Linked DNA regions of Mus musculus: regions 1, 3 and 4 are each linked to region 2. A link is a contact called in ENCODE POLR2A ChIA-PET data. All regions are on one chromosome and are shown on one strand. The core of a region is the stretch at or near the end of the contact, and the rest is flanking DNA. Distances in the headings are between cores, read along the strand shown. Region 1 overlaps Gm46609 (predicted gene, 46609). Region 2 holds the start of Calm2 (calmodulin 2). Region 3 holds the start of 4833418N02Rik (RIKEN cDNA 4833418N02 gene). Region 4 holds the start of Mcfd2 (multiple coagulation factor deficiency 2).

Region 1 (2,833 bases), core at 12-2,511, 160 kb before region 2:
CTGACGAACCTCAAAGGCTTCGTGGGAGAGCCTGTGAACAGACCAGAGAGTGAGGTCACTGCATGAGCTGAGAAGGAAACGGTGGTTGGCGGAGGGCTGCCCTACCACAGCCGGCCAGCCTACCACAGCTGCCCTCTGGGTAGATAGATACTAGCTGATTTAGTCTCTAAAAGCTGGAGTCCACTGTACATGTACAGTTCAATGCCTTGGGGTGTGGGGGCTCCCCTTGTTAAAATGTGAATGGTCACATTCATTTGTGGGATCGTCATGAATGATGAATGGGATTTTTTTTTTCTTTTTTCCTTTTCTTTTTCTTTTTCTTCTTTGTCTTTCCTTTTCATTTAGGCCTCTAGCTGGGACCACACCCTGCCACCTGAGACACAGAGGCCAACGGTGAGGAAAGCAGGCGGAATGGAAATGCCCCTTTAACCATCCAAGAACCAGAGAAAAGCCACAGGCTCCAGGAAGGTTCAAAGGGCAGAGGGAGGGCCTGGTGAACTCGAAGTCTCCAAACAGTAGCTTGGACATGCCCATTGGGGCAGGGCAAAGACAGCATCCCGCACAGGGACTTCTTTGGCATTTATGTTGGACAGTCACCCCGAGCTCTCTGACTACAGGCCTGGAAAGTCTCTACAGTTAGTACTGAGAAGAGTGGGAGCTCGGTGAGATTCCACGGTGGGGGGATCCAGGCAGGGAGACTGGGCCTGCAGTTAGAGCTGCTTGTCTTTCTGGATCAGGAACTCAGAAATCAGATACTGGCTTGACCTGCCTTCAAAGTAGGATTGACCGTAGGTATGTTGGGATGGTTGGGCATTTCCTGAAAATAACGTTTTCCCTACCCTACTCACTGATCCCTAGCATTCCTTTAACAGGGAGCCAAGACTTGCGTTACAGAGCAAATTTAAAGTGGCTCGGGAAGAGAAACTCTAGACAGAGGAAGAGGAAGTGTGTGTGTGTTGGGGGGGGGGGGGGCTCGAGCACACGCGCGCATGCCCTTCTTGTACGGTGGTCATGTTTTGCTCATGCCCATGCGCATGAGGGAATAAATCAGCTTCCTCTATCACAAAAAGCAGCAGAATTATTCCCAACTGGCTTTAGGTTTCCCAGATTTAGGCAGCAGAAGAAAGCAAAGCCGCCCCCTCCCCCCTCCCCAGACAACATTATGAAACCAGAGAGCTGCTCCAAAGGCTTCAATTCTTCTTATTTTTTTACGTTGGTAGTTCTCTGCCTTTCTGATATGTAGTGCTGCCTCCTGCTGGCCATGTTGCGGTATAGCGGCTGAAAGGCACGGGGGTGAGGGGTGGGGGACTCTGACCCCCTACCTAGGAAGCCTATGGCGGGAACATCGCTTAAGAAACAGGATAAGACTCTCAAAAAAAAAAAAAAAAAAAAAAAAAAACAACAACAACAACAACAAAAAACCTCTGGGTGTCTTTTGGCTTTGAATTTAAACAGGGATATCTATGTCTTGAGCTCTAGTTTAGCAAATTAGGTTCCAGGGCCTTGAATGTTCAAAGAACAATGGCTGCCAGCTCCACCCACCTCCTGGATTCCAGGTTCCCGGGCAATCTTCTGCAGTTCTCTCCGGTGAGGCTGCGGCCTCCAGGGCGTGGTGAGAGTCTCCATTGTCTTGTTCCCTACCACTCCTAGAATCTCTCCAAAGGAGATTTCCCTACAGTTGCTAAGCAAAGCAGTGCCAGTTTCTGTAGATAGGGCCCAGCAGAGATTAGAATTTATGTAGCTGCACTTGGATGGTCAAATATCTCAAAAAAGATACCTTCAAGTTGCCTGATGCTATGCTAGAGTATTAACAAAAGCCACCAAAAGCCGGGCGGTGGTGGCGCATGCCTTTAATCCCAGCACTTGGGAGGCAGAGGCAGGCAGATTTCTGAGTTCGAGGCCAGCCTGGTCTACAAAGCGAGTTCCGGGACAGCCAGAGCTACACAGAGAAACCCTGTCTCGAAAAAAAAAAAAAAAAGTCACCAAACATATTTATTGCCTTTTTATTTTAATTTGTGTGTGTGTGTACATGTGCCATTACAAATGTTTGTGAGCCACCATGTGGTTGCTGGAAATTGAACTCAGGACCTCTGAAAGCCACTCTTAGCCCCAGCCCAATGTCTAGGCTTTTTTTTTTTTTTTTTAAAGAATAAAAGATGGTGTCTTGATATGTGGCCCAAACTGTTCTCAAAGTTCCAGCAGTCCTCCTGCCTCAGCATCCTGAATGCTAGGATTACAGGTGTGCACCACCATGCCCTGCTAACCAAGCATTTTAGAGACACTGATAAAATTTATACTGGTTTCAGCTGTATAGTTCCAATTCACGAGAATGAAGGTAGGTGGGTCTAGAGAGATGGCTTGATAGTTAAGAGGACTGGCTGCTCTTTGTAGAGGATCTGGGTTAGATTTCCAATATCCACATGACCATCTATAATTTCATTTCCAGGGATATGATGCCCTCTTCTGGCATGCAGGCATTTATATGCAGATAGAGCACACATACATAAAACAAAGAAATAAATCTTTTTTAAAAAATTTAAGACACACCTTTATTCCCAAAACTCAGGAATTCAAGGTCAGCCTGGTCAACAGAGCAAGTTCCAGGGCAGCCAGGGCTAAACAGAGGAAACTCTGTCTTAAAACTCAAACAAAGCCCAGAGATGCCTCAGCAGTTAAAGGTTGGGCCATGGAGCATTAAGACCCAGAAGGTGGAAGGAGAGGATGATTCCTGCTGGAAGTCTGTGGCGAGCTGTAGCTTACCAGGGACCCCCTGAGTGAACCACGTGGAGCCAGGAATCAGTGCAAAAAGTAAGAGGAATTTATTGTTCCAATG
Region 2 (3,041 bases), core at 245-2,744:
ACTTTGAATTTACCAGAATGTAGTGCACTGGAACGGAACGGTGGCGTCAGATTCTTGGCTGGAGGTGCCCATTTTAAAGTAATATTCCCAAATAATGATATTTATCTCATTTGTGGGGTAAGGTTAATTAGCTCTCCTCCCTTTCAGTATTATCAGGGCACCACATTGGCAAGGATAATAGAAACAGAAATCTGAGGTTTGGTTTGGTTTGGTATTCCCATCGAGTGGGCATTCGTTCGAAAGGGTGTCAGCTTTGTTAGTGCTAATTAGAAGGCCGCTTAATGTCTGGTTTCCATGACTGAAAGAGGGCCCAGCTCTGGCTTCATTAAAAGATATGTTTAAAGGTGTGAGGGATGTCTAACTTAGGTAAAGGAGGTTAAAATGGACTCTCCGAGTGGGTGCATATAGCTGTTAGCACCGAAATGTTCTTGCTGAACGGGGAAACTATCCTGAAGGCAGGCTTCTTTCTGAAGTTGAGGTTTCATCTTGCCTTGCTTTTTACAAAGTGATTGCTCTCCACGGTTTGAGGGTTTGCATGGTGGTGCTTTTTCAACTGGGAAGTTCTTTCTGCCTTCGCCATCTTCCTAATTCTCTCTGGGCCGTGGCTGTTCCATCAATCTTCTCTGGGCACTGTATTTTGAGGATGGAATCCTTATTTTCCTCTCTAACCCCCATCATCCTTTTCTGGTTGTCTACTTTGGGCTTCTAATTTCAGAGGGGCTCCTTGGGGAGACCGACAGCACACACTCTCGGATACAGTGGGTTTGAGTAGCTTTCTGATAAATTACTGCTAGGAAAGAGAAGCGAAGGGTAGGCATAAACGGAAGCCCCTTTTTTGATTAGCTTGTCAGCTGAGCTGCATGGGTTCGGCACCGTGTAATGAAAAACGACCGGCCTCCCTATGCAGCAACGCTGAGAAGCTGGGCGCGCTGGGTGGGTGTTTACTGGGGGGGGGGGGTGTCCTTCAGTTTTATTTATTTTTTGTTTTGGCCCGTGTTGTTTTTGTCAGCAGCACCTCCATACGGGGCGGGAAGGTGAGTGTGTGCGTGTGTCTGTGGCAGGCAGGACGGGTGGAAGAAGGTCCTCCAGCCGAGCGCAGAGAGAGCCACGCTGCCGCCTGGCGCAGTTGCCAGGACAGCGCGGCGCGAGCAAGCAACGGCAGAAGCCGCAACCGCGTTCCGGCTGCGAGAGAAAGTGACGCATTGCAGGTACAAATCAGCCAATCAGCAGCAAGCTCAACGAGGTTCGCCTGGTCGACCGCCACCGCGGTGCTCCTCCGCGCCGCAAAGTAGCTCCTGCCAGGCGCGGTTCCCCCGGCCTTTTAACGGCTTGCCTGGGAGTGGAACCCACTTACGTCATCCGTCCCCCTGCTCCCCTTTCTCTCTTGCGTGTCTGCCCAGTGACTGCGGAGAAAGGGGGTCTCCCGGAGAGTTGGGGGGGGGGAGGGGGCGGGGGCTGGCCGGGACTCGTTCGCTAGGTTCCGTTATCTGGATGAGGCGGAGGGATCTGGCGGAGGGAGGCGGAGGGAGGTGTTTATGAGGAGCTGGGGGCGGAGGAGGAGAATTAGTCCGAGTGGAGCGAGCGAGTCGAGCGGTTGTCTGGTCGCGTCTCGGAAACCCGTAGCCCTTGCAGCATGGTGAGTGCGTAGCTGAGCGGCCGGCGCCCCGCGGGTCGGGGAAAGATGCTGAAGCGGATTGACTAAAGAGGGGACCTCCCCTCTCAGAACTGTCCTCGCCAGAGGGACGGCACCAAAAAAAAAAAAAAAAAAAAGCCAGGAGGCCCCCCGCGACACTTGTGTCGCAGGTGTCCCCCACCCCTGTCCTCTTGGGTTCCCTTTTAGATGAGTCGGGGGACCGCTGCGGGGCTTGGCCGGGGGAGGATGGATCTGGGGTGCGGGGCCGTGGGCTCGGTCGAGAGAGCAGAGCAGGAGGGGCTGCGGCCGAGGCGGCGCCAAAGGTCAGCCCCGGGGGCCGGATTCAAACCGCCAACGGCCACCGCCGAGCGAGCGCGGGCGCCAGGAAGCGCCTTTGTCCGCCCGGCCGCCATGCGCGGGGGGTGGGGTGGGGAGGAGCGCGGGGCCCCGAGGCGAGCGGGCGCCGTTAGCCCGCATCCCCGCGAGGCCGGGCCGGGCCGGGCCGGGGGCGCGCCCCGTGGGTCCAGCCCGTGCGGGGACCCCCGCCGCGGGGGTCGGGTGGGGTGAGCGCGCGGGGCCCCGAGCCGCCGCCCTACGCGGCTCGGCTCGGCTCGCGCCCCAGCTGCTGCGCTGGCACCTGCAGGACTGCGGAGGTCTGGGCGGCCCGCGGCGCTGCGGGGATGGGCGGGGGAGGGGACCCCAGCAGTCCCCCCTCCCCCTCCGCGCAGGGCTGCTGCTGCTGCTGCTTGTTCACTCCATCTGGTGCTGGCTTCCGCTACCCAGACTGGATGATTAATTTTTTTTTCTTTTTTTAAATCGTTGAAGAATACAAGCTTTTGCTGGAAGTCGGGCGCTTTCTCAAAAAAAAAAAAAATAGAGCTCGTAAAGGGAAAGCAACCGACCTCAGTTAGGGTCTCAAAGGCGTTTTTCGGCCCCCATGAGCTAGTGGAAGTAGCAATTAAGGGGCGGGTCGCTAAATTCTTGAGTGCTCAGGTGCACTCCTGTTCACCTCTACCACACGCAGAGTTCCTTGAAAACGACTTGCGTTTCAGAGTGGAAGTTGCCATCTGATCTTAGTTCTTACGGACAGTTCACCTATGCAATAATGGCCGTCAGTAACTGTACACTTAAAGAGTGTAAAAGAGAGCAGGAGATTTTAGAAAGAGCTTTGAAAAATAAGTCCCTCTTCGTGTTTTCTGTTTTAAAAAAATTAATGAGGACGATAATTTGCAATACTTATTTTACTCCCTTGCCAAATGGTTACAGCAATGGGTGTGTCCAGGAGGCAAGGTGACATCTTAAACAGTAGTTGGGAATCCCTGCCAACTGAAACCTCCAGCCTGCTTGGGTGTGGGGAGTGTTCACCTTGAGAGAGCTAGCCTTCATTTAACTTTGGTGAATTCTTTTT
Region 3 (3,057 bases), core at 15-2,514, 160 kb after region 2:
TGCACACGCGGCGGGCTCTGAACCTCTCCCACCGCAGAGAGCAAGACACCCGAAACAGGATCTGGGTCTGAAGACTGGGCGGGGTTCTCCCTCTACCCCATCAGGGTGCTTTCCCGCCCCAGCACAAGAGCCCAGCCCAACTAAACCAGCCCTGCTGCAAAAGCCACAGGCTGCCAGGACTGGATGGGGCCAGTGTCCGCCACTGGCGAAGAAACTGAGGTTCGCCGGCCTCTTCTCTGACCAAACGCATCGGTCTAAGTCTGCTGTGGACAGAGCTTGGTCTCAACTTTATTTGAGGGGAAAATAAGAGAAGACACAGAGGAACAAATTTAACATGAGGGAGTTTCGACAGTTTAGGGAGGCAACGGTCCGGTCTAATGAATGCACTTCTCTGATACCTACAGAAACCTCCATTTCAGGGTAGGGTTACCCACGTGACCTTAAAAGGCAGAGAGCACAAACTTTTCTCTTTCTCTCTCTTCTCTTCAAACACCCAATCTGCAAAGCGATTTTTCTCTTGGGACAGACGACTTTCCTAACTGCCTCGGCAAGCCGGAGGGTAGCACCCAGCGCCGGCTCCGGGACGGGTCGGTTGAGTCGCGCTTCCTGGACGAGGCGGTGCTTTTCGCGCGCTCGCTCCGGGCGAATCTGCCCTTCCCTCACTCACCGGTGTCCAGAGTGGTGAACCTGCCGCTCGGGCTGTTTCGCCGGTTGCTACTGCCGCCGCCGGAAATGCCCAGCATCTGCAGATGCCGGGCCAGCTCGAACATGCGGTCCCACTGGCCCTCGGCGCGGCAGCGCTCCACCTCGCTCTCCACCTTCAGGTGGGTGCCGTGCGCGCCCTTCGCAGCCATCTTCGAGCAGGAGCTGTCATGGGAGGTGCGGCGGAGGAGTGGAGACCAGGCCGGGGGCGGCGTCCAGGCTGGGGAGCACTCTCCAGCAGGCTTGACGGGAGTGCAGACGGCATCCGGGGCCCGGGTGGCAGAGGGGGCCCGGGTAACGGCAAGGGGCCCGCAGCAGCAGCAGCAGCAGCGGCGGCGGCAGCGCCCACCGCACCGCCTGGAGCCTCTGGACTGGGGCTGCGGCTGCGCGACCCCAAGGCGTCCAGAAGCAGCCTCCGCCGCTGCTGCAGCAGCTCCTGACGCTGCTGTCTCCTCCTGTGCAGCAGCTGCTGCCACAGCTCCCGCCCCGTGCCCGGGCGTCTCCAACAGCGGAACCTCCCCGGGCCGCGGCTCCACCCCAAAGTGGGCGTGGCTATCCCCCGCCGGGCTAGGCGAGCCGACCGCCAGCGAGGCCACAGAAGCCAAGCGCGCACACGGCGATCTCGGGCCGCCCTCCGCCGGCTCCCCGCCGCTGACTGGGTGCTCACTTTAATGCTGCGGGGAGCCCGGGAGCCCGGGGGCGCCTCGCTCCCCGTTCCCTCCCCATCCCGTCAGGACTCTTGGCCTGGGGTCCTCCGCCCGGACCGCCCGGCTTTGTGTGGTGGCCCCGTCACCGCCACAGCCTGAGGCACGTCACAAATCCGAGGAGCGGCCGACAGGACAGTCCTGGTCCCGGGCTCTTGGCGGATCCGGGTCGGATGCAACGCGCCCGCCCGCAGGGCTGCGGATAGACCGGCCGGGGCAAGTCCCTAAGCTCTTCGGATGTCCCCAACTCGGAGAGGGTTTATGTTTGTTTTAACTGCCGGACTCCTCTTTCCATCGGAATGCCTACTCTGGGTTCTAAAAGAGGATCTCAGCTGATTTTCCACTTGCTGCTACTTTATTTTGGTGTCTAAAGGCTGATCAGAACTCCAGGGAGCGCCCGACTCCGCTCTGCTCCGCTCTAAGGCCAGCGGTGCCCAGAAGTTCAAAGGACTCTGGGCGGGGCTTGGAGGGCGGAGCCAGGACTACCCTGGCTAGAAGGCAAGTATCGTGACCCCACCCTCGGTGAAACTGGAGCTGTCAATCCTGCCTGGGAATTGAGGATGTAGCTAAAACCACAGCCAACACTGAAAAAAAAATCCCCAGGGCCTGTACTTAAGTCACTTGTTGTGAGGTCCATTCCGAAAACGTTCGAGAATGATTTCAGGCAAGCTTTTCAGTAGTTCGAAACTGACCGCTTTCTACTTCTCCGGGAGGTCCTTCCACTCCCTGCCCCTTGCTGCCGGGAAATTTACAGCTTCAAGTTTCAGTACAGAACTAAGGTTTTCGGGTCTATCAGAGCACAGGCTCCTGACGCCCATTACCAGGGCCGGTCCCTATCAAAACTTCAGCTCCTCCGTGTGATCGAAATGAAGCCCCCTTCCTCCCTGGAAGGCAAGATTCCCTGCCCCTGTGTGCAGAACCTGAGGTTCTGCAGAACTAGGTTTCACGGAGGCGGTGGGGCAGGGGGATGGGGTGGGGAGAGGGTTGGGGAAGGCAGAAAGAGTGAAAGACTGACTTGGGTATCCTGAGAATGCGTTTTCAATTTACCTAGTCAGAGTGTTAGTGGGAGATACCCCTGGGGCCAGAGGGAACAGCAGGATTGACAGAAAGGGGAAGGGTAGACTGATAGAAACAAAGAAACCCCATCTTTTCTTCCCATTCTTTTGTCAACCACGGTTGCAAATACTGGAGGACTGGCTGCAGAGAGCATTAGCTCTTGTCTGTTTGACTCTATCATCAGTTTGAGTGTGGGCACGGGAGGGCACAGAGTTCGTGCCTCAGATACAAAGCAAGTGTTCCTCCAGGCGCCTGACCGCGTCTCAGCTCTTTGCTAGCAGAGCCAAGATCCTCATCTTCTAATGACCAGCATTAGGAAGAGAGAGTGGAAACCTATAGGAAAAAGAACAAACGAAAAAGTCACAGAGCTGTGACTGCATTAATAACATCTGGTGAGATAAAAGGCAAGTAGCAAGTGGGGTTTGTTGCATGTGGTGGTGCACGCCTGCTGTCATAGTATTTGGAAACTAAAGGCAGGGGGATTAAAAAGAATTCAAGGCCAGCCTGGGATACATAGCAAGATCCTTTTTTTTTTTTTTTAAAGAAAAGTAATGTTATTTATTTATTTAATTTACATAATCTTGTATCTCACAGA
Region 4 (2,898 bases), core at 56-2,555, 180 kb after region 2:
ATCTATGCAGGTAAGAATGATCCAGTAGAAAGAGAAAGATGACAAAAGCTAGCATCCACAGAGAAGGTGGAGTATCTGGCTTGGTGGCAAGTGCTTATTAGAAAAAAGTCTGAGCAGGGCAGTGGTGGCACACACCTTTAATCCCAGCACTTGGGAGACAGAAGCAGATGGATCTGAGTCTGCGGGCAGCCCGGTCTACAGAGCAAGTTCCAGAACAGCCAGGGCTACACTGAGAGATCCTGTCTCGAAAAATCAAAACACCAAATCAGCAACAAAACAAAAAGTCTAGGAGGTGTGAGGTGAAGAATGCTCCAGGCTACCCTCGGTCCAGTCTCTACTTACTGAGCTTCATAAACTGCCTGCATTTGTAGCTCCCAGGACAAAGGATCGTAGGTACAATGCAGTCAACTACAGGGTACCCAGAATGAACTGGACCAAATTAATCTAACCTTCAGAATGAGATGGAATGAGATGCAATATCTTAGGGACTCTTGAAAGAGGCTTTCTCTCCCTATGGATAATGTTGAAATCTTAATCTTGGAAAGTGGGACAAAGAGACAAAAACGGTGCTGTTGGGCAATTTTCAAGGCTACAAGGAAGAGGGGGTGGGGGTGGGCTTTGATATAATCTCTCTCCATCTTTGATGTAGGTGCATCTAAAAAAAATACGATTATGTATCTTCAAAGATACAAAGGAGAGAAGGAATTTTAAAATGTACAGTCCTAAGCTCATATATCTATCTGTATCTATACACATTCACTGAAAGACAATTTTGTTAATATCAAAGGGCAGGATCCTTTTTTTTTTTTTTTTTTTTAAATATATTGTCTTCTCTCAAAGAAAACAACAAAACCAGACGATTTCAGGAACTTTACTAGCTGGATCTTGAGGCTGCGGCTCAGGGAATGGAGCAAAAAGAAAATGGAAGCAGGTCAGTCTTGGAAACGCAGGATCCCCGAGAAGTACCGGCTGCCTCACTGGGACAGGAGTTAGGGGTTTTACTCTCTCAGTTTGTAGTGGAAGCAAGGATATCCGTCAAAGTATAGAGAAGGTGAGGCTGGCCAGCTTCGGAGTCCGCCTCCTCCGGATCCTGCAGCCCACAACCCACGGTGAGCCACGTTCCGGAGCCTCAGGTTTGCCTAGCAACCAGCTCGCCTCTTGGCCTCCCCAGGGCCCTAGCAGTAGGGTGTCGCCCTCGGGAGGCGGGTCTGGCCGCGCCAGCCACAGGGGACACGTGGATCCACTGGATCGGGTCGCACAGGGGGCGGGGCCGGCAGCGTTGGTGGGCGGGCGGGAGGCTGTGCGCGTGCGCGGCTGGGCGAGGGGCGGGACCGGCGTGCGGAGAAAAGCGTCCCAGGGACGGCAGCTGGCAAGGTTCACGTTGGAGTGCTTCGCGACTGCGTCGGGGATTATCGGGGTGAGCGAACCCACGGGCCGGAGGCCTGACCCTCGGGGCAGAGGTCGGTCGGCCTGGGGCTCGAGAATGGGAGGCCCGGGTGGCGGGGTGGAGGATGCGGACCTTCAGGGCGCAGCGGGACCTGTGGCCCACGGAGGCAGCCTGTCTTCCGAGAGGGTTTCGGGGGCCAGACGTGTCTGCCCGGCTGAGCACCGCGCTGTTGTTTGCGCTCACCCCATTGCTGGGAGTCTCAGTACTAGGCTGTAGGGCCAGCTGTGTGGGCTGGACACGGACCCTGGCTGGCCTGGAAGCACGCGGGTCTCAGGCGTTACTCCATCTGCCTCTGGCTCCCCCACCTTCCTCGGGGCAGACCCACAGGTCCTGTTGTCTCGACAGGGTTGGCTAGTTTGAGCCTAGGAGGTTAGGTAGACAAGGGATGCTCGTTTGTCTCGTTTTCCCTTTCTGGGACATGGCACCTCCATCCACACATATGCCCAAACCAGAGGCCTGGGCGTCACTCTTACCTACACTCATCAAATACATTGAACCTATTCAAAACTCTCACTTTTCCAGACACCTTGCCTTAGCAATCAGCTCTCTTTTCTGCTCCTTTAATATTGATTGACCCTCCTCAACGTGTCCAGTACAGGGGAGGTAGAGACACGCTCAGCCACCCTGCCCCATTCCCAGGTCCTTCTGTGGATTCTCATTGCCCTTCCAAGCTCTTCTTTCCTTCCTGCAATGCCTGTTGTGACTCACTCACTGTCTTTGTACTTTACTCAAGACCTGCCCCTCCTCATCTGAATATTCTGGATTGGACTTAAGTCATGTTTAGGTGTTCACTGCCATATGGAGGGGCGTGCTTTGCTTTGGGTTGAAATATTTCTTCTCATGCTTTCTGTGGATGGGGGTGTGTGTGATACCCCTGGAGTGCCTCTTTAGTGACCTGTGTTTTGCTGTCGAGAGGCGTCTGACTGTTCTCACAGCCTTCACAGCTCTGCTCTCCCTATGTAACTAGGCTCTTAGTTAAATGTTAGTTATAAGGGTAGCATGGCATTCCTTTGGAATCCCCCAGTGAACAAATGGACCAGACTATTAAACACCAGCCTATTCAGGACAAGTTTTCAACCTCAGCCCATGTGGGGGCTTTCTGTAACCCAGAAACTTGCTGGTTACTTGGACTTCAAGAGCATGGAGATGACTACAACTAGGAAGCACTAGTCAGTTGGCCTTGGCTCCGTGTAACAGGATGTCTGGGGTGTTGTCAAATGTGATTGCTTTGAATGTAAATTCCCAACTAAGAGCCTCTGAAGGCTGCCAACAGCTGCTAGGAGGAAAGCCCACTCCCTGATAGGAATAATGGCCCAGTGGGAAGGAAGGGTGGGCAGGAGTGCTGCAAAGGGAGAGCTCAGCCTTAGGCCAGGGCCTCTGAGATAGAGACTTAAGTACTGTGTTTCTTCTCACCCCATTCTGACCACGTCCCACGCCAGCTCAGCGTTGTT

What was found. ChIA-PET counts read pairs that join two places held with the same protein, here RNA polymerase II (POLR2A).
Region 1: POLR2A ChIA-PET joins it to region 2 with 17 read pairs in embryonic stem cell. The contact joins the enhancer-like site here to the promoter of Calm2 in region 2. POLR2A ChIA-PET finds 5 or more read pairs at or near these places in 3 of 5 experiments (Patski and embryonic stem cell).
Region 3: POLR2A ChIA-PET joins it to region 2 with 79 read pairs in Patski. The contact joins the promoter of 4833418N02Rik here to the promoter of Calm2 in region 2. POLR2A ChIA-PET finds 5 or more read pairs at or near these places in 4 of 5 experiments (Patski and embryonic stem cell).
Region 4: POLR2A ChIA-PET joins it to region 2 with 38 read pairs in Patski. The contact joins the promoter of Mcfd2 here to the promoter of Calm2 in region 2. POLR2A ChIA-PET finds 5 or more read pairs at or near these places in 3 of 5 experiments (Patski and embryonic stem cell).

What each region holds. Positions count from the first base shown.
Region 1 is chr17:87,600,519-87,603,351 of GRCm38, reverse strand. Gm46609 (predicted gene, 46609) reads left to right here. Exons shown (of 3, transcript NR_169183.1): 3 at 346-1,069. Among named protein-coding and RNA genes, the nearest start is that of Gm46609, 12 kb to the left of the region's middle. Within about 2 kb of position 1,261, at least 1 of the 3 ENCODE cell types and tissues checked has a DNase peak (open chromatin) inside an H3K27ac peak, as active enhancers do.
Region 2 is chr17:87,445,388-87,448,428 of GRCm38, reverse strand. It overlaps Calm2 (calmodulin 2), which reads left to right and starts at 1,494. Exons shown (of 6, transcript NM_007589.5): 1 at 1,494-1,636. The coding sequence starts at 1,634.
Region 3 is chr17:87,281,021-87,284,077 of GRCm38, reverse strand. It overlaps 4833418N02Rik (RIKEN cDNA 4833418N02 gene), which reads left to right and starts at 1,264. Exons shown (of 5, transcript NR_015506.3): 1 at 1,264-1,904. Ttc7 (tetratricopeptide repeat domain 7) reads right to left here and starts at 1,192. Exons shown (of 20, transcript NM_028639.3): 1 at 668-1,192. The coding sequence starts at 854.
Region 4 is chr17:87,264,354-87,267,251 of GRCm38, reverse strand. It overlaps Mcfd2 (multiple coagulation factor deficiency 2), which reads left to right and starts at 1,305. Exons shown (of 4, transcript NM_139295.3): 1 at 1,305-1,417.